Regions from separate parts of the Homo sapiens genome. Here region 1 is linked to region 2. The links are chromatin contacts, found by Hi-C or POLR2A ChIA-PET in ENCODE. All regions are on one chromosome and are shown on one strand. The core of a region is the stretch at or near the end of the contact, and the rest is flanking DNA. Distances in the headings are between cores, read along the strand shown. Region 1 holds the start of RCC2 (regulator of chromosome condensation 2). Region 2 holds the start of PRDM2 (PR/SET domain 2).

What was found. Hi-C counts contacts between places; a loop is a spot of excess contacts on that map. ChIA-PET counts read pairs that join two places held with the same protein, here RNA polymerase II (POLR2A). Pooled maps may share reads with other maps.
Region 1: a map of CD8-positive, alpha-beta T cell shows a loop between it and region 2 (13-fold over the local background). The contact joins the promoter of RCC2 here to the promoter of PRDM2 in region 2. A Hi-C loop is called at or near these places in 1 of 168 maps with a recorded cell type or tissue (CD8-positive, alpha-beta T cell), 1 of 37 single-sample maps with no recorded cell type and 4 of 50 pooled maps. POLR2A ChIA-PET finds 5 or more read pairs at or near these places in 1 of 52 experiments (naive thymus-derived CD8-positive, alpha-beta T cell).

What each region holds. Positions count from the first base shown.
Region 1 is chr1:17,438,237-17,441,026 of GRCh38, reverse strand. RCC2 (regulator of chromosome condensation 2) reads left to right here and starts at 1,350. Exons shown (of 13, transcript NM_018715.4): 1 at 1,350-1,482; 2 at 2,505-2,790. The coding sequence starts at 2,513. LOC124903862 (a long non-coding RNA gene) reads left to right here. Exons shown (of 2, transcript XR_007065508.1): 2 at 1-891. RefSeq lists silencers at 1,111-1,250, 2,570-2,669.
Region 2 is chr1:13,698,772-13,701,471 of GRCh38, reverse strand. PRDM2 (PR/SET domain 2) reads right to left here and starts at 1,284. Exons shown (of 10, transcript NM_001393986.1): 1 at 1,172-1,284. RefSeq lists a silencer at 762-1,531.

The DNA of each region.
Region 1 (2,790 bases), core at 101-2,600, 3.7 Mb before region 2:
CTTGCACTAACAATGAATGAATGAATCACAAAAATCCTAGAACTTTATGCGTTTTCAAGAAGTTGCCTGAAGAAGGAACTTCCTTGTGCGGTACGCCTCAGGAAAAAAGAAGCAGGAGAAAAGCTTTGAGAGGAGAGCAAGTGACGGTGAGATCGTAATGGAAGTGGGGTGGAGAGGTGGAGGGTGGAGACCGGTAGGAAGCAAGCAAGGCTTTTTTCACCCGTCCCAGGACACGCGAACGAGATCAAGCCTCACTGCGGTTCACTAGGGTCTATGCAGGCCCTCGCACCCCTGCCTACCTCCTCAGAACCCAGCCTCTTGGCTCTTCTCACCCCAGCCCCACCAGACAGCTTCCCTCCCAGGAGGTGTCTCTCAAGATCTCGAAATGTGGAGCGTCCCGTTCACTCCACCTGGCCTGGAATACTTTTCCTGCCCCCTTTCATCGGGTCTTATTCATCCTTTAAGTTGTTCAGCATAACTTTCCACCTGAATGCCTTCCCTGGCCCTGGACTAGGATAAATCCCCTCGCCATAATGTTCCTACACAGGCATCACTTTGTAAAGCTTACCACTGTTGTAATTACTTGTTTACTGATCTGTCTTTCCGTTAGGCTGTGCGTTCCACTGGGGTGGAAACCTTGTTCACTGGCTCTGCAGCCCCGGGCACTGTGGGTCTTGCATGTACCGGGGGCTCAGTAAATATTTGGCAAAAAATGAAAAAGTTCCCCTCAAAGCCAGCTTCCAGTGCCTCCACGGCCCTCAAATTAATTATGAATTAATTCACTAATACAGCAAACCTTTATGTGATTCTTCCGTGTCACAGCACCTTGTTACATACTGAGGACACATCCACAGGCAAATAAAACTCAGCTTCTCTCTGCACAGGAAAAAATTATTCAAATTGTATTCATCTTTCATTCCAATCACTCAATTAGGGCACGTCCCTTGTTGGCTGCTGCGTGAGCGAAGTAACTATTTTCCAGCGAGTGTCCTCATGTGACCTGTCTAGACGTGCCCAGGAAAAACAATCCAACATCCTCCTAAGCCGCAAAGAAGTCCCTGACGCGCAGGCCGCACTGCGTGGAAGGCCCAAAGCGCGCTCGCGGGCCCGCGAAAGGCGCAGGAGCAGCGGAGCCGAGGCGGGCGGCGAGGCGCGCGGCGCGCGGCGCAGGCTCGGGTGGGCAGGGCAGGGCCAGGCCGGGCGGGGCGGGGGCGCCGGCAACGGGTCCGCCGGCCGGCAGGGGGCGCGCGCGCCCCGCGCCCCGCGCCTCCCGCCCCGCCGCGCGCTCGCTTGCCGCGCGGCCGCACATGTGTTTCTGTTTTGTGTTGTAGCATTTGTTCTGGAAGCTCGTATTTACATTTTAAGTGTATCTGGTGAGTGGGCTGGAGCCCTCGTCTGGGCCGGAAAAAAAAAAGCCCTCCGATCCGTCTTTTAGTTGCTTCTCTTCCTTTTTTCTCTCCGGTTTCTCATCACTCCAACCAGGTAGGGTCTGAAAATCGACAGTGATCAGTTTGTGGGGTCTGGGAAAGTTTTTTTTTTTTTCCTTTTTTTAAAGAGAAAAGGTTAAAAAAAAACCTGGGGGAGGGGGGCTGGGTGATTGAAGGAATAAAAAGAGGAAGGAAGGCGGATCCACGTGGTTTAATCGGAGACAGACAGAGATCCCATTGTTCAAAATCAATTAAAAAAAAAAAAAAAAGCAGACAGGGGAGAGCGCAGGGACGCCGGGGAGCTGGCGGCGGCCCTGGACACTTTGCAGTCGAATCGGAGACCGGCCGGGCCGCACGGCCGGCAAGGGGGCTGGGAGAGAGTTGGGCACCATTAAAGTTTTTATTTTTCGTGTCTGTGCGAGCAGGTGTTTGGGGCTGGGGTCCAGCTTTCTTCGGGCTCTTCCCCCGTCGCCGGGGGCAGTCCGCCGTAGGGATTCGGCTAACTAGAGCCCGAGGTCGGCACCCCTGAGCTGGGGCCGAACGGGGGTCCAGGGCTGATGCGGGGTGGGGGAGAGCGTTGCATTAAATGCCATGAGTGGGTTTGGGGGGAGACTGCGGAGACAAAAGCAGCAGGTGGGGTAGCCGGGGAGCAGGGGCTCCCTTACCACCCAGGTGCCAAGGGGGAATCCTGGAAGTGTCCCGAAGCCTTCTTTAATGAAAATCTAGGGGACTGGAGGCTGGTTTTACTTTCCCTTTACTTTTGGGGGGCGAGGTTGCAACTGTGATGCTTTGTGGGCAAACCTAACTTACGGATAGGCCGGGGGTCTCAATTCTCCCTCCAGGGGATTGCCTCTGGGGCTCCCGGCTGCCCTGCGGGATTCCCCGAAGGAGCCGCGCCGGGGCCAGGGAGGGGCGCGATTTCCTCTCCCAACTCGCCCCCTCTCCGCCCACCCTGCGGCCGCCACTTTGGGGAGGGCAGAGGAGGAAGTGGAGGCCGGGTGGCTCGTCTCCGCTCCCCTCCCCCCGCGCAGTTTATAACCCGTCCATTGTGCGCCGCTGCCCCGTGTCTCCCTCCAGCCGCGACCATGCCCAGGAAGAAGGCGGCGGCGGCGGCCTGGGAGGAGCCGAGCTCGGGCAACGGCACTGCCCGCGCCGGGCCCAGGAAACGCGGCGGCCCGGCGGGCAGGAAGCGCGAGCGGCCCGAGCGCTGCAGTAGCAGCAGCGGCGGCGGCAGCAGCGGCGACGAGGACGGCCTGGAGCTCGACGGGGCCCCCGGCGGGGGCAAGCGCGCGGCGCGGCCGGCGACAGCAGGCAAGGCGGGCGGCGCGGCCGTGGTCATCACCGAACCCGAGCACACCAAGGA
Region 2 (2,700 bases), core at 35-2,534:
TTTTTTTTTAAAAGGCCTACATTTTTCTAATACTTGGACACAACTGATCAAACCGAGGCGAAGTGTGTACCATTGTAAAAGAAATCATTGAAGAGTTCCATTTGTTGTTAAAAGTTTCGGTCACTTTTAATAAACCTGGAGTAAACAAAAACTTAAACATTTTAGTCGAGTTCTGGGGTAAAAATGATTCTTCTAGTGTCTGGTTAAAGGGATCTAAGGACCTACTGGGATTCAGCAAAAGACGTTCCACGTCTCAAATACACCCAAAATCTCAATACAACACTAAAAGAAAAGTGAGGGGCCAGCACGAAATTTCTGTTAGGGGAAATTTCAGCTGCGTAGTTAAGGAAATCAGGACTTCCCGGTTAACTATGGGGTCTTTGCCGCAGCTCACAGCCCGACACAAAGCTACAAGCCCGGAGGGTCGGTGGCTCACGCGTGGATCGAAAGAACCACGAAGGTTTGGGGAATGACACTGACCTGTTAGGTTTACTTCATGTCTCACTTACCACCATCAAAAGAGGTTCATTGATAGCTTTATTAGCAAAATTAGTAACAGAGTTGCACGTCTGTAACACACACACACGCGCGCGTGCGCACACACACACATACACCCGTGGGTCTATGGGAACATTGAGGGAGACAATCTCCAGGTTAAAACCACACAAAAACTATTTGGGAAACACAAAGACGCAAGACACAAAACAAATTTGGAGTGCAAATGTGCAAGACACACTCAGTGGGAACACAAAAGAGAAAAGCACAGCGGCTTGACAATTGGGACGGCGCCCGGCCCCACGTGGGGCCCCAGGTGGCCCCACCGCCGCCCGCACCCGGCCAGTCTCTGCAGCCCGCACGCGTCCCCCGCGGGGCGCGCGGCTCTTCACGGCGACAAACCGAATCCCGAACTTCGCCGCAGGGACCCCACGGCCGACAAGGAGGAGCCCGGCGCCGCCACCCACCCGCGGGGCCACCGACCCGGAGGCCCGCGCCTCGTCCCGGGGCCCCCGGCACGCCCGGGACCTCTGAGGGGGCGCGTCCGCCGACCCGGCCATCCCTGCGGCGCCGGGTCCCCAGCGTGTCGCCGCCGCCGTCGCCGCCGCGCTCCTCGGGGGGAGGGACCAGCGTCCCGGCGCGAGCCCAGAGGCCGCCCACCCGCGCCACTCCTTACCCGCGCCCGCCGCGCCAGCGCCTCAGAGCACCGAGGGCCGCCGCCGCCGCCGCTGTTTCGCCGGCCCCGGCGCCCGCGGCCGCGCCGCCGCCATCTTGACTCCAGTCGGAAGTGACGTCGGGCGGCGAGGCAGTGGCCTGCGGGGCTGGGGGGCTCCGGGACCCCCGGTCTCCCCACGATCCCAGAGCCCGGCCCTTGACCCTGCGCCGTCGCCCAATGGCCACCACCCAGCCGCCCCTCGTAGGTCACCGCGGATCCCATGGCGGCGCCTCGGGAAGGAACCCCGGCGGCTGGCGTCGCGGCAAGTCCGACCGCACCCTAGGGCTAGGATCCTGCGTGGTTCAAAGATTCTCAAAGAATCAAAAAGACTGAAGGAGGTGTTGGGGGGGCATGTCTATCGTTGGAGGTCATTAAATATCTGACAAGTACATAAACGTAGACCTTATACTTCTACGTTTGGATCTATACCAAAAAGATCCAACTCCAGGCAGACAGACGCAGCTGCTGGGTTTATTTGCTGCCCTAGTACCCAGGAGCAGTGACCAACGCTGCCCTGTGCCCGCGATGTTCCAGTGCAGCGCCTCTGAGAGCGCGGTAGTAGTCCTGCCCTTAAGGAGCTTGCTGTTCCCAAGCGGGCAAACAAATGGACTGCAGAGACGACGACTCATAGATGTTCTGATGAAGATGAACTGGGTGGAACTGGAGATGGCTCTTCGACATCCAAGGGTGGAGGCCTAGCACGTGGTTGAAAATGAGTTGAGTCGGGGAGAAGCACAGGCTGGAGATGAGCTGGAAAGTTGGGAGTTGTCGTTATAGATGGTGCCTGGAGCCTTCAGCACTTCAAGATAAAGTAATCCTCTGAGAATGAAGTCAGGAAGAATCCGAATGTGATGGCTACGTTGGCCATCTGCAGAAAGCACCCAGTGGAAAAACAGGATACTAAGGGCAGGTGTGCTTCCAAAAATTATGAACGATCATTTATGTAACAGGTTTAATCTTAAGAAAACGTGTTGGCCGGGCGCAGTGGCTCACGCCTGTAATCCCAGCACTTTGGGAGGCCAAGGCAGGTGGATCACGAGGTCAGGAGATCGAGACCATCCTGGCTAACACGGTGAAACCCCGTCTCTACTAAAACTACAAAAATTTAGCCGGCCGACGTGGCGGGTGCCTGTAGTCCCAGCTACTCCGGAGGCTGAGGCAGGAGAATGGCGTGAACCCAGGAGACGGAGCTTGCAGTGAGCCAAGATCGCCCCACTGCTCGCCAGCCTGGGCGACAGAGACAGACTCCATCTCAAAAAAGAAAGAAAACGTGTTGTATCAACATATATCATGTTATCTTATTGTAAAAGAATGAGGCTAGGCCGGGCGCGGTGGCTCAGCCTGTAATCCCAGCACATTGGGAGGCCGAGGCGGGTGGATCACGAGGTCAGGAGATCGAGACCATCCTGGCTAACACAGTGAAACCCCGTCTCTACTAAAAATACAAAAAATTAGCCAGGCGTGGTGGCGGGCGCCTGTAGTCCCAGCTA